Linked DNA regions of Mus musculus: region 2 is linked to region 1. A link is a loop called in an ENCODE intact Hi-C map of the cell type or tissue named here. Cell type or tissue: heart. All regions are shown on one strand. Region 1 holds the start of Fbxw4 (F-box and WD-40 domain protein 4). Region 2 holds the start of Npm3 (nucleoplasmin 3).

What was found. A loop is a pair of places that touch in the nucleus more often than their neighbours do. Peaks named below come from ENCODE experiments on the same cell type or tissue, not always from the same donor. Only the 100,000 strongest peaks of a DNase experiment are listed, where the experiment ranks them.
Region 2: it touches region 1 in a loop (2.4-fold over the local background); 8 of 42 quality-filtered maps call a loop at or near these places.

The regions. Positions count from the first base shown.
Region 1 is chr19:45,655,237-45,663,236 of GRCm38, reverse strand. Fbxw4 (F-box and WD-40 domain protein 4) reads left to right here and starts at 3,044. Exons shown (of 9, transcript NM_013907.2): 1 at 3,044-3,461. The coding sequence starts at 3,208. In heart, a CTCF peak has its summit at 3,823; DNase peaks (open chromatin) are centred at 2,776, 3,466 and 3,586; H3K4me3 peaks cover 2,111 bases; H3K27ac peaks cover 2,752 bases.
Region 2 is chr19:45,743,156-45,751,155 of GRCm38, reverse strand. Npm3 (nucleoplasmin 3) reads left to right here and starts at 1,591. Exons shown (of 6, transcript NM_008723.2): 1 at 1,591-1,717; 2 at 2,014-2,099; 3 at 2,287-2,406; 4 at 2,517-2,610; 5 at 2,876-2,992; 6 at 3,105-3,422. The coding sequence starts at 1,600. The coding sequence ends at 2,985. It overlaps Oga (O-GlcNAcase), which reads left to right. Exons shown (of 16, transcript NM_023799.4): 16 at 1-901. In heart, CTCF peaks have their summits at 3,470 (motif pointing right) and 4,617 (motif pointing left); DNase peaks (open chromatin) are centred at 1,555, 2,125, 3,695 and 4,615; H3K4me3 peaks cover 4,033 bases; H3K27ac peaks cover 1,934 bases; H3K27me3 peaks cover 3,622 bases.

The DNA of each region.
Region 1 (8,000 bases):
GTGAGGGAGGCACTGGGTTCAATCCCCAGGATTAAAACAAAACACTTATTTACTGACTGGGTAACCCAGGCTGGATTCAAACTCTCCAGCTCTCCTGCCTCCACCTCCAGGGTACTGTGATTATAGGTATGTAGTAGCACAGCTGGCTGGCGACTTGATTTGTGTGTCTGTGTGCACATGTTCCTGTACATGTGTGTGTGCACAGGTGTGTGTGTGTGTGTGTGTGTGTGTGTGTGTGTGTGTGTGTGTGTAAAGAGGCCAGAGGTCGATGTCAGGTGCCTTCCTCATTTGGTCTCTATTTCTGAGACATGATCTTCACTGAATCTAAAGCTTGCAAATGTGGCTGGACATTAAGCCCTAGATATCCTCGTCTCTACCTATGTAGTGCTGGGATTATAGGGGTGAGGATCAACTCAGGTCTACACTTCAGTGACAGGGCTGTCCCCTCAGCCTCTGCAATCTGATATTTTTAAGTGATAGTTTAGTTTGTATCTCAATGAAAGCAATATGGTATAATGGGTAAGATGTGTTCATTTAATTGTGTATTTTAATCCTGTCATTTTACTGGGCTAGATATATAAAAAAAATTTTTTTTTTTTTTGCCTCTAGGTCTTTTAGTAAACAGTAGGTACAATCAACACGGATGAACTATTCTGTGAATTACAAGTTAAAATTATGTCAATTTAAATAGGGTTCTGAAACCACGCATTATATCCATCCTTGTCTTCTTGTCTGAGTGGTTCACAGCACACAAATGCATAATTGCTGACCTAACGATACCATCACTTCAACTTACAATGCCTCTACTTTAACAGACTTCTAACAGTCAGTATCATACATGAGACTAAGCCAATTTATAGTGATCTCTAAAGTGACAAGCTAGACTCTTTGGTTGTATTAAGATATGCCTTTTGCCATTTCATTTACATACCAACCATTATTATACCCAAATACTCTTCTAAACCATGGCCTTCGAATTTGGAAATTGTTTTCTGCACGAAGCCTTTGTTGTGTTTTCTAAGGGGATGTGTGCACGTGTGTTTTTGTAACAGGATTTGACCTGTAACTATCACTGAGAATTTTCTTAGAGGAGTTCAAAGCATTTTACAGGGATCATGTCATTTACCCTTCCAAAGTAAAGCATGCATTGATCTCCTCTACAGACCCAGAACACTAAAGGGCCAAGGTAGGCGGGGTTTTTGTTGTTGTTTTGTTAAGATCAAAAAGTAATTCTAGGGCAATTCCAGATTCCGGTCTGACCTTGTTACATGATGCTTTTGCAACCCTTCTGTGCTAGGTTTCCAGTGGTTTTCAGAACCAACGTCTTACTCATTCCTGGTCCTTAAAAATGTTAAAAGGTATAGATACAAAAGAAAAAATCTTCAATCATTTTTATATGGATTTTTGGGTTGTTTTCAAGACAGTCTGACTACAGACAGACCAGGCTGGCCTTTAAATTGTGATTTCACTGCCTCCTAAAGTGCTGGGATTACAGGTGTGTCCCACCACTCCTTGGTTCTTATATAGAGTCAAGAAAAGGAAACTTATTTTGCCTTTTTCCCCCCTTTTGGAGACAGGGTCTCAGTATGTAGCCCTGGCTGGCCTGAGATCTGCCTGCCTCTGGCTCCTCAGCTCTGGGACTATTAGCATGTTCTACCACGCCTGGCTCTCCTAAGTCTTACTTCCTAAGTGCTGTCTAATAGAGAAATAACACGGAATACAAAGATTTCTAACAATTATACGAAATATACTGAATTCAGTTCAGTATGTCCAGACTACTAATAATTAACATGTAGTTTAGAATTATGTAAGACATCTCACATTCTTTTTCCTGTCTAGCTCTTCAAAATCAGCTGTGTACCTCACTTATGCTTACAGCACGCTCAGACCTGGAGACCCTGCCTTTCACACACACAGAAAGAAGCCACATGTGATTAAAGTGGCCCCACAGATCCAATGGGACAGCATCGATCTGTACTTCTGAAGCTTAGATTGGTTCAGGTGGATCCAGTGGGTGGTATGGGAAACGGATCCCTAGTAATCTTGTAGATTCAGCTCTGCCTATGTAACGGCTACTAAAAAACCCCTGCTTGGCCACGTGCTGCTTCGTTTGGGAGCTGCGGACTCAGGATCTAGAAGGTTGGTTTTACCTCCCTCATTGTTGTCGAATCATACTGGGACAACCTACAGGACCTTGGTTGACATCCTTCGTGAGACCAAGGGCAATGGAACTTTCTAACGTCTGGCTTGCATTTTTTTAAGAATCTGGTTTGTGGCTTGTGGAAAGAAGGCATCAACCTGGGGAAGAGGAAGCCTCATGGGACCAAAAGGCCCCTTGAGGGCAGAGGCTCAACTTTGATAGTTCCTGAAGCCACAGGCTCCTCTTGTGACGTAGGTGGGAGTTTTCTGTGAACCTTTCAGCAATCTGTCTGTCTGTCTGTCTCTGTCTTTTTAATTTGGACAGTCTCTTGCTCTGTAGGCCAGGCCGGCCTTGAACTCATGGCCATCCTCCTGCCTTAGCCTCATGCCGGGATCACAGACGAGAGCCATCAAGCTCGCTTTCTCCATCCGGTCTTGAAGACACACGCTTCAACTAGATGTTCCTGGTGCTCCAGAAGATGGGGATGTCAGTGACCAGGTTGGGGTTCGCACCCCGAAATACAGGCGTGAGGGGCGGGTCTCGGCTTGGGCCCGCGCCGCCCCATGTGACCCGGTCCGACGTGGTGTCGCCTCCTCTCGAGGAGGCGGTGGCGTCTTCGGCTGTGCGTCGAGCCGGCCCCGCGGCCGCTCATGAGCAGCCAGGGCCGCTCGGGTCCCCCCGGGAACCGCGGGCCCAGGGAAGGCGAGGGCGGGGAGGCGAGGAAACTGCAGGAGGCGAGGGTCGCGCGGGGAAAGCAAGGGAAAGGGAAAGGGAAGGGGAAAGCAGGTACCGGGCACGGCGGAAGAGGAAGCGGGGCGGAAGGAAAGCCGGGCCTGCAGCCGGAGAGGAAGGCAGCGGGGCCGGCGGCTGAGGCAGGCCGGGGACAGGAAGGCGAGGGAGGCGAGGAGGAAAGGCCGAGAAGCTCCGGGAAGCGGGATGAGGGCAGCGCAGAGCCGGGGAAGGAGGAGCGGAGGGTCGGGGCCGGGCGGCGGGAGGACGACAGCCTGGAGAGAGGACAGGAGCAGGGACCTCAGGCGTGCGGCGGCATCCCGGGAACCCGGACGGCCATGGCGGAGGACGCGGCGGAGGATGCCGCAGCGGCGGCCGTGGAGCCGGCCACCCGTCCGGCCGCGGGGCCCGCGCTCTGGCGCCTGCCGGAGGAGCTGCTGCTGCTCATCTGCTCCTACCTCGACACGCGGGCCCTCGGCCGCCTGGCCCAAGTCTGCCGCTGGCTGCGGCGCTTCACCAGCTGCGACCTGCTCTGGCGCCCGATAGCCCGGGCCTCGCTCAACACCGGCTTCACGCGGCTCGGCACCGACCTGTAAGCGCCCGCTCGCCCGCCCGCTCCCCGCCCCGGGCCGGCCAGCGTCCTGGGAAAGGGCGGGGCGCCGAGGCCTGGTCGGCTCGGGACCGTGTGGCACCCGGAATACTGAAGCCCAGACTTGCCCCCCACCCCCTCCCTCTCCCCTCCCCCAGCACCCTCGAGGAATACTGGTGTCACCCCTCTTCAAGATTCCCCAACCCGAGGAAACTTCCGGAGAGCATTCCTCAGTCGGCACCCTCCCCCGTGGGCGGCTACTCACAGTTAGCCATCCTAAAATGAGTATTCCCAAAGGTTTGGCTCCCTGGGTTCCTTGCCCTGTGTCCTGTGCGACAGACAGGACCTGAAGGGTGACTCCTGCTGGTTCTAGGGCCCAGGCCCAGGTCCACCAACGTGGTTTTTGTGGCCTTTCGTCCTGCCCACCCTCTCAAAGGTTGTTAGGTTTCAGGGCTCAGATCAAATTAAATGTGCAGAAAAGGGCTCAGAACCTTAAAAAAACAAAAACAAAAACAAACAAAAAAACCTTTCAGTTCCATTGTCAACCTATTTTAGGACTTAATTCAGGTGGAAGGACCCACAAAAGATGTCTGTGTGAGGCATCAAGTTGGATTTGGGGTAGGCGGTATCCAAGATAGGCAGTTTGACCTAGTAATATCTGAGACCCGTGGATGCAAACCATTCCTAAAACACTCAGGCTGTTAAACAGGAAGGGGAGAGCGTGTATGACAGTCACAGAACTGGTCAGGATAAACGCTTTCAGACTGCACCCTGCTCTTGCTTTGTTGTAACATATGCGAATATAATAAAGTTTTAAAAAACCGTAAGAAATGATCATTTGATGCACTCCTATTTCCATTTTAAAAGTTTTTCAGTTGCACACCCCCTAACCCTACTACCCCCCACCCCCCACCCCACTTCCCCATCCTAACAGAATGAATGCTTAATGAATGATGTAATAGATTTGGAGGTATGTCATACGCCATGACATAATTTGTCTTGAATTAACTCCTTAGAATAAAAATTTCAAGGTAGCCACTATTGGATTAAAGGTTTTGATGGGCAGAGGTCACAGTATACCAGCAAAGAATGAGTGAGCCGGTTTGATGAGAGAATTAAACCACATCTTTAGTGGGTGAGTGATAGTAGCCAAAGCTCTGTTATTTTGTATCGCTCTGCGCTAGCCAGGATAAATATTTTGCCATGTGTCTGTTTCACCTGTGAGACTGTTTCTTCCTACTCCTTGTCTCTGGGGTCTTGGTGTTTTTGTTATAAATTTGGAATTTTTCTGGGTCATAAATGTTTGACTCTTGTCTGTCATCTTTGATGATAGAGGTACATTTTCCAGTCAATTTTTAATTTTATTGTTATTAGAATTTTATGTTTCATTAGAATCTGCTCCTCCCCCCTTTACCTGAGAAATTTATAATCTTTCCACAAGCCTGACAAATTTGATTGCCAACTAGTTTTTTGTTAACTTTTTTTTTTTTTTAATGGCATTTCAATGTCAGTAGCACTTGTTTTGGTGTAAGGAGTGAAATTCTCTTATTATATTTTTCTCTAAATGGTTGCTCAGTTATTGCTACACCTTTGGCTAAGCAATTCCCCCCCCCCCCCCATTTTGTTTTAGAACGCTTACATTGCTGTATGTTGAATACACACATACATTTGTATATTCACTTTATATCTGAACTCTCACATTTTTCTCCTGGCTTATCTTCTCATTTCCATAATATTTTAAGCATGTTGCTCCTTGATAGAGTGTGATATCTGCTAGGGTTAGATTATACTTGCTGTGTTAAAATGTCAGCATCATTGTTCAGCTTGCAGTTCATGACCAAAACCATTCTATGCCTTTTTAAGGATTTTTGTGGTTTTCACTATAAAGTTCTAACATACCATTTTTTATTTATTACTGATTTGTTCCTGTGTGCTCTATGTTTATTAGAAAGGCACTTTTTCTGCATGCTTTCTAATGTGTCATCCTTTAGTAAGTTTTCAACATGATTGTCTTGTTTAAAGTATTCTATTCTAATATAATTTGTTGATAATGATTCCTTTGCATTTTATGTGTATGTAGTCTTATCACCTGTAAATATGAGTATTCCCCCCCCCCGCTTTTTTTATCTGAATAACTTTTTTAACCCAAAGGGAAAAGAACCAGAATTATATGTTTGCCTCTCTAGTAGTCTGTAGTAAAGTTTACTTGTAAACATTTTATGTGCTTTTCTTCTCTTTATGTTCTTAACGGCATATATTCACTGTCTATAGTACTGGGTTTCAGAAAGGCTTTTTTCTTTTAGACGGATCATGTGCTTGGACAGAGTAACTCATTGAAGGAATATTGAACTATAATAGAAGTTGGCTAAAATGCCTGGGATTCAAGCCAACCAAAGCAAAGTTTGGCTTTCTGTTGCTCCTTACAGTAGAGAATGAAAGAGTCGATGTTTATTTTTGTTTTCCTTTCTGATATTCTAAAAGCGAGAAATCGAGACTGATAAAATGAAAATGAATTTATAGTATAAAGTACTTAGAGTCTGCCAAATGGTATTTGTTCTGCTTTCCCGTTATTAGATATGTGTGTCCTAGCATGAAGCATTGTCCTTCCAGAGGAGTTGTGCTGCCGTGGCAGTTGATAAAGAGCAAGGGTCACTGCTCTGTTTTCTGGGTTGAGGGGAGAAATTATGCCTGTTGTAGCAGGTGGAGAGCATTTACCAGTGTGGCCTGCTTCTGGACAGCTGCAGAGACTTCATAAACCCCAAGAGAGGCAGTTGTCATCCCTGAAGAGATAAGGCCATGTACCTTAGTCCGTTCAGAGCATCAGGGCACCTTCACCCTGAGTGCAGAACATAGCTGCTTGCATAAGGTGGCTGTTCATGCTTTGGACTGACTGCACAACAGACACTCAAGTAGTTAGCAGTACAAAACTCTTAGTTTTATCTTCTTAAAGACTAGGAAGACCACCATTCTGTCAAATGAGTTGTGACTGTGCTTACTGCTAGAAGGCCTTCCATGAGGACTTTTCATTTTCCGCTGTCCCCCTTTATTCTGCCTATGTCAGAAGTGGGCATGGTTTGATTTGGAAGTACTGCCTAACGACAGGAGGGACACATACACACAAACACACACAAGACATCTTGAATGGTTTCACAAACATGACAGCAGAGCCTGTGGGCAGAGGGACTGCACTTACAGCTTTAAGGGCCTTCTGATTTTCAGAAACACTAACTGCCAAGATTTACTGACCTTCCGGCCCAGGGCAAGCCCTGCTCAGGTTAGCTGTTCCTAACTGATGGTAGCTTTGTTGAGTAAGATGAGCTGCTTTGGTTCCTTCTGATTGGTTAATGGTTTATACTTGTGCTTGAAGGCATTTGAGCCACTTAGAAACCACAAACAAATAATTTGCTTCCCTTTAGGCCCCTTGCCCAAACAGTGAACACTAAGAAGTATCCTAAGTGGGTTTTTCCTTCTCCACCGTCCCCCTCCCCGCCCCCCCCCCTTTTTGAGGAAACAAAAGGTAGTTTGAATCAGTCATCTGATTTCAAATTTGTTTTGTTTGAAAGCTTTATGAAGCCTGGGGGAGAAGAAATATCTTGGTTATAATAATAAAAATCAAGGTAGTGTTTCATACAGCAGACTTGTGAGTTGCAGAATGTGACGAGTATTAAGTCAGTGCGCACAAAGCAATGGCCGTGCGCTCTGTCCACACGTGATGCAGGCTGTATGCATGGAGCACACTGATGAGGGCTGGGGACAGAGGTGCTGTCTGTAAACTCTGATACCGAAAATTAGAATAAAGAAAGGGGAAATCTGCATAGAAACCCGGTTAAGGAACACGTTCAGTTTCTGCCAAAGCTAGCTTGATCCCCTTCTTTGTGTTAGTGTTACATATTCTCAAGGGGGTGGCCTTTTAAATGTCCCGTGGACAGTTTCCTGGGCGCTGTTTTACATTAGCCTGTGATAGATGTGCCTAGCATTAACAATAGGGGTTTCAGGAGTGGAGCTCCTGAGGTGTTTGCCCTGGCATGCAGGCTCATTCCTTTGGCGGTCCTGCAGCCTTGGGAGCTCTTTGAGGCTGGAGGATGTGGGTATCTATTTCAGTGGTGATTAACATCCCGAGTGGTGAGATAGACGCAGATAAGCAGAGTGTGTTTGTTTGTTTTAAAATGGTCGCACCTAAGAGTGCTCCCCACCCCGGTGGAGGGAATCGCATGAAGTGTCCTAACTGAGTGGTGGGCATTGCTGATTGGTCTTTAAGGCCTAAACTCTGGTTTTTAGAAAACAATTAGCAACTCAAAAGTAGCTTAGTAGGGTTTTTTTGTTTTTGTTTTTGTTTTTTTGCTTTTATATACTTTCTTCCTTACCTGGGAGGGACCACCCTCTCCTTAGTCCTCCAAGGGACTGATGCCTTAGTTGTTTTAGAAAGGTCTTATTGTCTTGTCTTTTTAATATACATATATATATACATATATATATATTATTTTTAATTATGGTGTGTGTGGGTCTGTGTATATGAGTGTGGATGCTTGGGGAGGTCAGAGA
Region 2 (8,000 bases), 88 kb before region 1:
TAATCGAATCAGTCCTTAATTCTTGCATGTTTGTATCTAATTTTTAAAAGAAAGAATAAGTATATGTTAACAATATGTATACTTTTTCTTTTAATCAGAGATTCTGAAAACTTCATGTTATTTTAATTTAGATTTGGTGAATTTAAGGGTTTTGAGCATGAAGCTGGCACATAGTGTCTGCAGGATTATTATTCTTTAATCATGGCTAGCTATCTAGTAACGTCATAGATTTTCAACAGTCTTTTGTTACCTTGCTTTCCTCCAGTTCTACATAGCTTTTGAACTTTGAGCTGAGGGGGGAGAGAGAAGAGGGAGCTTGAAACATTTTCCTTTCTAGAACTCCAGTGTGAGCTTGTGAGGTAGTCTTTTAGCACTATATAGAGTGGACCCAGGGAGGCCCAAGAACCAGAGGCCCAAGAGTGTGCTGAAATGTGCCGCCTCCTTAGGGTGCGAACCTTTGCGATAGGATGTGCTGTGAAACCTAAGTCAAGGTTGGTTTTGAAGGCTGGGGTGAGGGGCAAAATTGTTACTAGATATTAAGACCGTTTAATGTTCCTTAGCGTTCTGAATCCATCTCATGCCTCAGTGAGAATTACAAGGTTTTATTCAGAGCGTTTCAGAGTTTCATACGGAATCAGGAATTGAACAAGTTGCTTTTTGTTTAATGTTGGCTTTCAATAATCACATGGGATGATCTTCTGGACATAAGTGAAAACATGTCCAGGTCTCTACTGTCATTGCTGTAGGATAAAGTGCTCTGCCATCTTCCATGGTTATGAATATTTATTAATGTTGGAATAACATTTCATTGTTTAGATCACAGCTCAGTTCCTATAGAAAACGAACTGTAAACCTATCTGCAGACCATGCAAGAGGCACAATAAAACTTGAAGTGAATGTGTGCTGTGCTGCTTTTTCTCTGGGTTCTCCCTTTTTTTCCCTCACATCTCTTGATCCCTTAGGTATCCGAAGCTATTTCAGTGTAGGCTGGATTGAAGACAGCCCTGCCCTCCTGCCTTCCACAGCAAAGATTTTTCTCAGAAAAGTACATTTGTTTTTGTTTTTAAGTAAGTTGCTCTGTTTACTACAGGTAAAATTTGTGTGAAGTTGGGGGGGGTGTCACAGAGTTCCTCACTGGAACATGGCTTCATTTCCTTAGATAAAGGAATTTTGGTGGTGGAGGGGGGGGGTGGGTCGCCTAAAGAGGAGGCTGTACTATGAACAGTAGTTGATCTCCACATCTGAGTTTAGGTCTTGGCTGTCAAGCCTCCAGCATGATCAGGAAGCGGGGGGGGGGGGGGGGGGGGGGGGGGTGTGAGTAAAAATGGCTGCTCCGTACCCCAAGTTTACTGAAAAAGGAGATACGAAAGGTTTACACTAACATCTGTATGTATATATCCCCGGGTTGGAAGAAGGGGCTTCAGTGAGTGGACGCTAACTTTAAGCCCTCGTGGAGATTTCTTCTGGGGCCTTGTTACCTGTCCTCGTGGAAGAGGCGACGACTGCTCCTCCCTGCTTCGTGTGGCGAGCGCGGCTCCTTTAATGGGCGGGACCGGAACTGGCTGAGGCGGGGGGCGGGGCGCTCACGGCCGTTTCAGCATGGCGGCCGGCGCGGCGGCTGCTTTAGCGTTCTTGAACCAAGAGAGCCGAGCCCGAGCTGGGGGCGTCGGGGGCCTGAGGGTCCCGGCCCCGGTCACAATGGACAGTTTCTTCTTCGGTATTGAACGCGGGAGTGGCAGAGTGGTACGGGGCGGGTGAGGCGTGGCCGAGGAAGGCGGCCGGGCGCCGCTGTGGCCGGGCGCAGCTGTGGGCCGAGGGCTCCTCGCTCGCTCGCCCTAACCGGTTCTTCCCGAGTGGGATGCCCGTCCACGTGTTCTGGGCGAGCAAGCGGCCGGTTCCCCCCCCGCCGCCGCGGCACATGGCCGGGTGGAGGGGACAGCGGAGTTTGTGGAGCGTCCTCGCGCGCTGTCCCCTCCACGCGTGTACCCAGGCGACACTCGCTGGCTCTTGCAGGTTGTGAGCTCTCCGGCCACACCCGCTCCTTCACTTTCAAGGTTGAGGAGGAGGATGACACGGAGCACGTGCTGGCGTTGAACATGGTAAGGGGCCGCAGAGGGAGTTGGAGATGCGGGGGGCTAGCCGACACTCCGCCTGTCGCCCCTCTCCTCCACCCTCTGGTCCCCGCATCCGGTGCCACTGGGACTAGGCCGATTTTGGGGTAAGACGCCTTGGCTTTGGTGTCAGCCCTCCCTCACTTGAGACGCTGAGGTTCTGCCTGCCTTTCAGCTGTGCCTTACCGAGGGGGCCACGGACGAGTGTAATGTGGTGGAAGTTGTGGCCCGGGATCACGACAATCAGGAGATTGCAGTTCCTGTGGCCAACCTCAGGTTGTCTTGCCAGCCCATGGTGAGTTGGAGCCGTTCATTCCTCTCGGAGTCTGGTGGGACTGAGAACTTCGGTATTGATCTCCAAGTGGGTGGGCCAGCACGGCTCAGCCCGTCATTCTTGTCTTCCAGCTCAGTGTGGATGATTTCCAACTCCAACCACCTGTCACCTTCCGCCTGAAGTCCGGTTCTGGCCCAGTTCGGATCACTGGCCGGCATCAGATCGGTGAGAAGAGTGGGCCCTCTCCACTCCCGACTTACCCCAGTCTCATCTCCTAGTGTGTCCTGCATCTCAGGCTATGGTTCCAGTATTCTGTGCCTCCCACTGCCTCCTTCAGGCCTGGGAACTTGCTGTACCCTGCCTGCCCCAGGGGTCCAACTCCAGCGAGGTGGGTGGGCTCTTTTCCATCTAGACTTGGGGACTCTGGGAGATGAGGTTCCCTGTCAGCCTAGCAGCTGAATGAGTGGCTCTATCCTTGTGTATCCACCAGTTTGTATAAACAACGACCTTTCTGAAGAAGAAAGTGATGATGAGAGCGAAGAAGATGAAATTAAGCTGTGTGGCATCCTTCCTGCCAAGAAGCACAGGGGCAGGCCTTAGCCCCCTGGTGAGTGTGTGGGTGGAGGGTGGGGTCGGTTGGTGGGATTCCCGAAGGATCTGGGAAGTTTAGGGGCAGCAGGTGAGGAGGAAGACTCTGACTTCATTCTTGCTTTTCTCAGATCAGGTAACTGCTTGCTACAGGTGCCATGCTCCGTATGTTCCTGGACAAGTTCAAGAATGGTTTTCTCGATGAAGAGAATAGGGGGTGGGAGGGAGGGATGGACTGTGGTTCCTGAGGCTTCCCTTTTCTATTGGGGTGGGACAACCTTTGAACACCTCTTCTGACCCACCTAACCCAGATTCAGTCCCCAGCACTGCAAAAAAAAAAACAAAAAACAAAAAACAAAAGAACATGAAGTTCAGAACACATTTTTAACACTTTGTACTTTTTTTGATAAATATCTAAATAAAGTGGTGTACGGTTGGTTGTTTTGCAATCCTTGTGTGGCTTTTTCAATGCTGAGATGACATTTCCCCAGGGACCACCAGGTGGCACTGTGGCCGCACAAAGGTTGACCTAGCTCTTGAGTTGGTGAGATGTGGGATCCGATTCCCCAGGGCTTTGGGCCCAAAGCAGGCCTAAGTTCCTCGGCCTTGCTTGCAGAGGGGACCTCTCATTCCAGCCTGTTCCATGTTCCTGCAAGTGGGGGAGGGCCGTCACAGGAGGTTATCAGCTTCCAAACAAGGGGTCTGGGCCTCTGTCAGCACTCAGGCTGATGGGCAGGGGGACAGATAAGTGGACTTAAGAAACCTGAGGAATGCATCTCGAGCCCCATGAGGGGCTAGGCCCAGGGAGAGGGCCTGTGAGGGGTGGGGACCAGTCTCTGCTCCTTTGGTCTTTCGAGGTAGGTTCAGGGCCCTTAGAAACCTGATTCCCAGGGCCAGATGGAGGGAACTGGCCAGATTGGGTGACAGGGAAACCAGAATCCGGGTGGCCTGGCATATGGGGGCAGAAAGAGCCCCTGGGAATCAACCTCGGCTGAGGGGTTACCCCCCCTGCCCCCAGCACTCTGCCATACTGTCTTATCCCTAGACCGAGGTGGTTCTTGGGCCTGCCTACTGTTATGCCAGGAAGAGAAAAAGGGGTTGCTTGTGTGAGGACTGTGCACCCCCGGGGTCAGCAGTTCAGCAGTGTTGATGGGTTGGGATGGGTGGGGATCAGTGTCCTACAAACAAACAAAAGGTTACTTCCCCAGACAAGCTGAAGACTGACAGAGAACAGGGCCTGAGATTCAGGCCAATTCACACCAGCTGACCAACAAGTAGGGGGCTGGTTTGAGTTCAGGCCATTAACTTCAAGAGTGTCCCCTACAGTAGAGAAAGCGGTACCTAACCCAGGTGTGGTAGCACAGGAGACAAGAAAATCAGGAACTGGTATCCCGCTTGGGCTTCATGGGGTAGGGGTTCCTCCTGACTGTACAAGTGTTCCCCCATCTATGCGAGGAATTAGGGGTAAGTTTTCAGACTCCCTTTTTCTCAAGTGAAAGATGCCTGTCTGTGTTTCAGGGGTCAGGGTCGCGGGTGCCTTTTCTAGAGTCCCGGACCTTACCTCCAGGTGTTTCCACCACGGCCCTGGCTAGGAGCCATTAGCAGAGGATCGAATGGGAGGGGAAGGTGGAACTAGCGCCCTCTGGTGGGCGTGTTTAAAACTGCTCGTGGTCGTACAGCTCTATGTGGGTTCAATGATAGCTAAATTTAAGGCAGGATAGGAGGGAATAAGTCACTTAAGTTTTGAGTGCAAATGTGTTTTCGTTCACACGAAGCGCCCATGCTAGAGGAGAGGAGTTAGTTGGGGGCACTCACTTTTCCTGCCTCCTTTCGGCTCCTGCCGCCAACTCTTTCTCACGTGCGTGCGTTAAGTGCGGCCATCTCCGGAAACCTTCCAAACTCACTCGCCTAGCCCACGCTCATACTCCCCCACCATCAGTGTACCCCCTGTGACTCCACTGATCGCCCATTGTATTTCTGGCCTGTTTTCCTGGCGGGTGGACGTCGAGCACAGCCCTGCCCGCAGTGGGAGCCCAATCCACATTTGCCTTCTAGTTCAGGAGTTTTCCCCGGCCCCTTGCGGCGCCGTGCAGACAGACCTGGGAATTGTTTTTTCCTTCTTTCCAGATCACACCTTTTCGGGATAGCCCTTTTCTGCACTCTCGGCACACAACAGGAGTGCTGCCAATTATCTGGCCTCAGAGAACTTGTGCGATGTAGGCATATGATGGTGTCTGGACAATGCTGAAAGAAAAGCTACCCGATATGGGGTATGGGGACAGACACGAAGGACAGGACGGCAGCTTTCTGTCTTGGTTAGAAGCGGCTAACGCAGTTGCAGAGATTTGCATTTGAACCATCCTGACAGAGTCTGTGTCACTTTGAACGCTGGGCACTGGAGGCGCGCAAGGCTGTGACCTGCAGGCATGGTGGCCTGGGTGTGAATCTGAGGGGCGAGTTTGGGTCCCGGCGACCGCGTGTTTGCAGAGAGAGCCGTTTGTGTTGGCAAAGAGTGTGTGTTTGTGTTTGCAGGAGGGAGTGTGTGCATGTGTGTGTTTGTGTTTGCGGAGTGTGGGGGCGGCAGGGAAAGGTGGCCAGGCTGTCACTCAGAGATCAGGATGACAGGCGCTCCCTCATCTAGGCGAGGGAGCTCTGATTGCAGATTCGAGGAAACAAAATAGCAATTGTAATTACGGGGCTTTGATAAGATAAAGGAAGGAGGGAGCTGGCCGGGAGGCAGGCTAGCCAGGGAGGGAGGGAGAGCGGCCTGCGGGAGCCCGATGGCACATTTGCATCTGTCAGTCACCGCCTGCTCTGGGTGCCCACTGTGGGGGAGGCACATCTATCCTCGCCCCCCTCCCAAAGACAGGACATTTTGGGGAGACCAGAAGGATCCTGAAGAGCTAGGTGAAGCTCTTCTGAATCCATAGGAGTTTTCACATGTAAAAGAATTCTGTCTCTCAGAAGTGGGAAGCAGAGTTCAAATGTAGGAGTAAAACCTGGGAGACCTGGGACCTTTTGGGGGGTGGGGGGGGAGAGGCCGCGCTGGTGTCCACTGAGGGTGAGGGAGGTGATTCACAGATGGTGAATCAATAAGGTTCATCTCTGGAGGCTCCCTAACCCTGTTACAACTCAGGTGCTCGGCCCTACACACACACACACACACACACACACACACACACACACCACACCTGGGAGGAACTAAAACCCAGGATCTACTGACAGACTGCTTCCTGATCCCTACCTGTGTCTTGTGACTCAAACTTATTTTCAAAGTCTTGTGTCCATAGTGAAGAGAGGGCCCTTCCTTTTCCAGGGGAGCCCATCCTTCGCTTTCCATCTGTTTAGGCATTTACTCGTCGATACACTCAAGAATAAACACTCCTGAGTATCTCATATGCTCCACACATGAAGTAAATTCTGTGAGCAAACAGATATCACCTTTGTCAGCTTGAAGCAATGAAAAAAAAAAAAAAAAGACAAGTCATTCTAAAGGCCCCTCAGCAAGCACACAGAGAAAGCAAGGGGTTGGCCTTTGTCAACCCCTTGGACACTGGAGTCCGTCTACCCCATTTCCCCCTTCATGGGCCCACTCTCCAGTGGGACTGAAAAGAGCTATTGCCTGCCAAATCACTGACAGATAAAAGCTACCATCGGTTGGCAGGTGAAGCCACCAAAGGTGGAAGATAGTCTAATGGCTCAGTCAGGTGGCCCCCATCCATCCATCCAACACTACCTGCAGAGCTACAGCTCTGCCCTGAGCTTCAATCCTTGGGCCTGTAAGACAGATTCCTCCCTCACCTCCAGGTCTGGGTGGATCAAAACAGCGGGGAACAGAATTTGTGAGGAGACTCACCTATGAGCTCAGGAAGTCTACTCTGAGGAGGGCTGAGACTGTCTCCTTGGAACCAGTTCTTCTCTATATTGCTCAGCACTTGAAGGGCTGAGATGGACTCCCCTAACCATATATATATATATATATATATATATATATATATATATATATATTACTCCGTGTTTGCATTTGCAAGATGGGATGCATAAAAGGGGGGCGGCAGGCCGAACCGGATGGGGACTGACAAGGGCCTGCTTGCCTCTCTTTAGCCTACAAAGACTTTCTGGGGCCACCGCAAACCCCTAGTTCTACCCCGGAGGCACAGAGGATCAGTAGAGGGGAGGCTGTGGATGAAGGCAGAGCTGGGTGGTACATCCACGGAGCCACCTGGTCTTCAAAAATACCTGGCCTGGGAAATCTCTGTGCCTGCGGTAACAAAATAGTGGCTCAGGGTTCCCAGAAACCCTATGGAGAAAGCAATGGGGCGACGGGCTTGAAAAGGCTTACAGAAGTCTCTACCTTCTCACCAGCACCTCCCTCTTCCAAGTGACACAAGACACCAGGTACCTGCTCAAGGAAAACCTGGAACTCAGAAGGGGAAAGGCTAGGCAGCTTGGGTCCGTGTCCTGAATGTTGCTGAACGTAGTTATTTTTGCCCCTGCTAATTGCTCAGAAGCAGTGGCTGTGGGTCCTTCAGAGACCCCTGAGCTCTTACCACATAGACGCTTCAAGGTTTTTCTTAAGCTTTATAGACTAGTGCAGTTGGATGGACAGGAGCAAGGCTGAAGGTGATAATGGGGTGGCAAGGGGCATTTCTCCCTCCCAGAGCCTCTTTGGAGACTGTGAGACAGAAAACCAGCGGGGTTGGGTTTTTAGAAAGGTGAAGGCACCGGGTTCCAGTGGCGCCCAAGGGGACGCTCAGCACCGGGGCCCAGTTCACTGTTAGCTGCAGGCTCCCAAGAGGGGCGCGTGCGACCGCAGCACACATTAGGCGACCCAGAGACCTTCTAGGAGGCCAGAGATAAGCAGACCCGACCCTAAGCAGATCAACAGTCCTGCAGGACTCAAGTGTACGGGACCCCACTAAACATGTTGTCCCAGACGCCCCCCAATCCCTGGACGATCCCGCCCCCGGAACGCTGGAAGAGACAGGCAAGGGTAGTGGGAGGCGCCCACACCAGCCGCCCCCGCC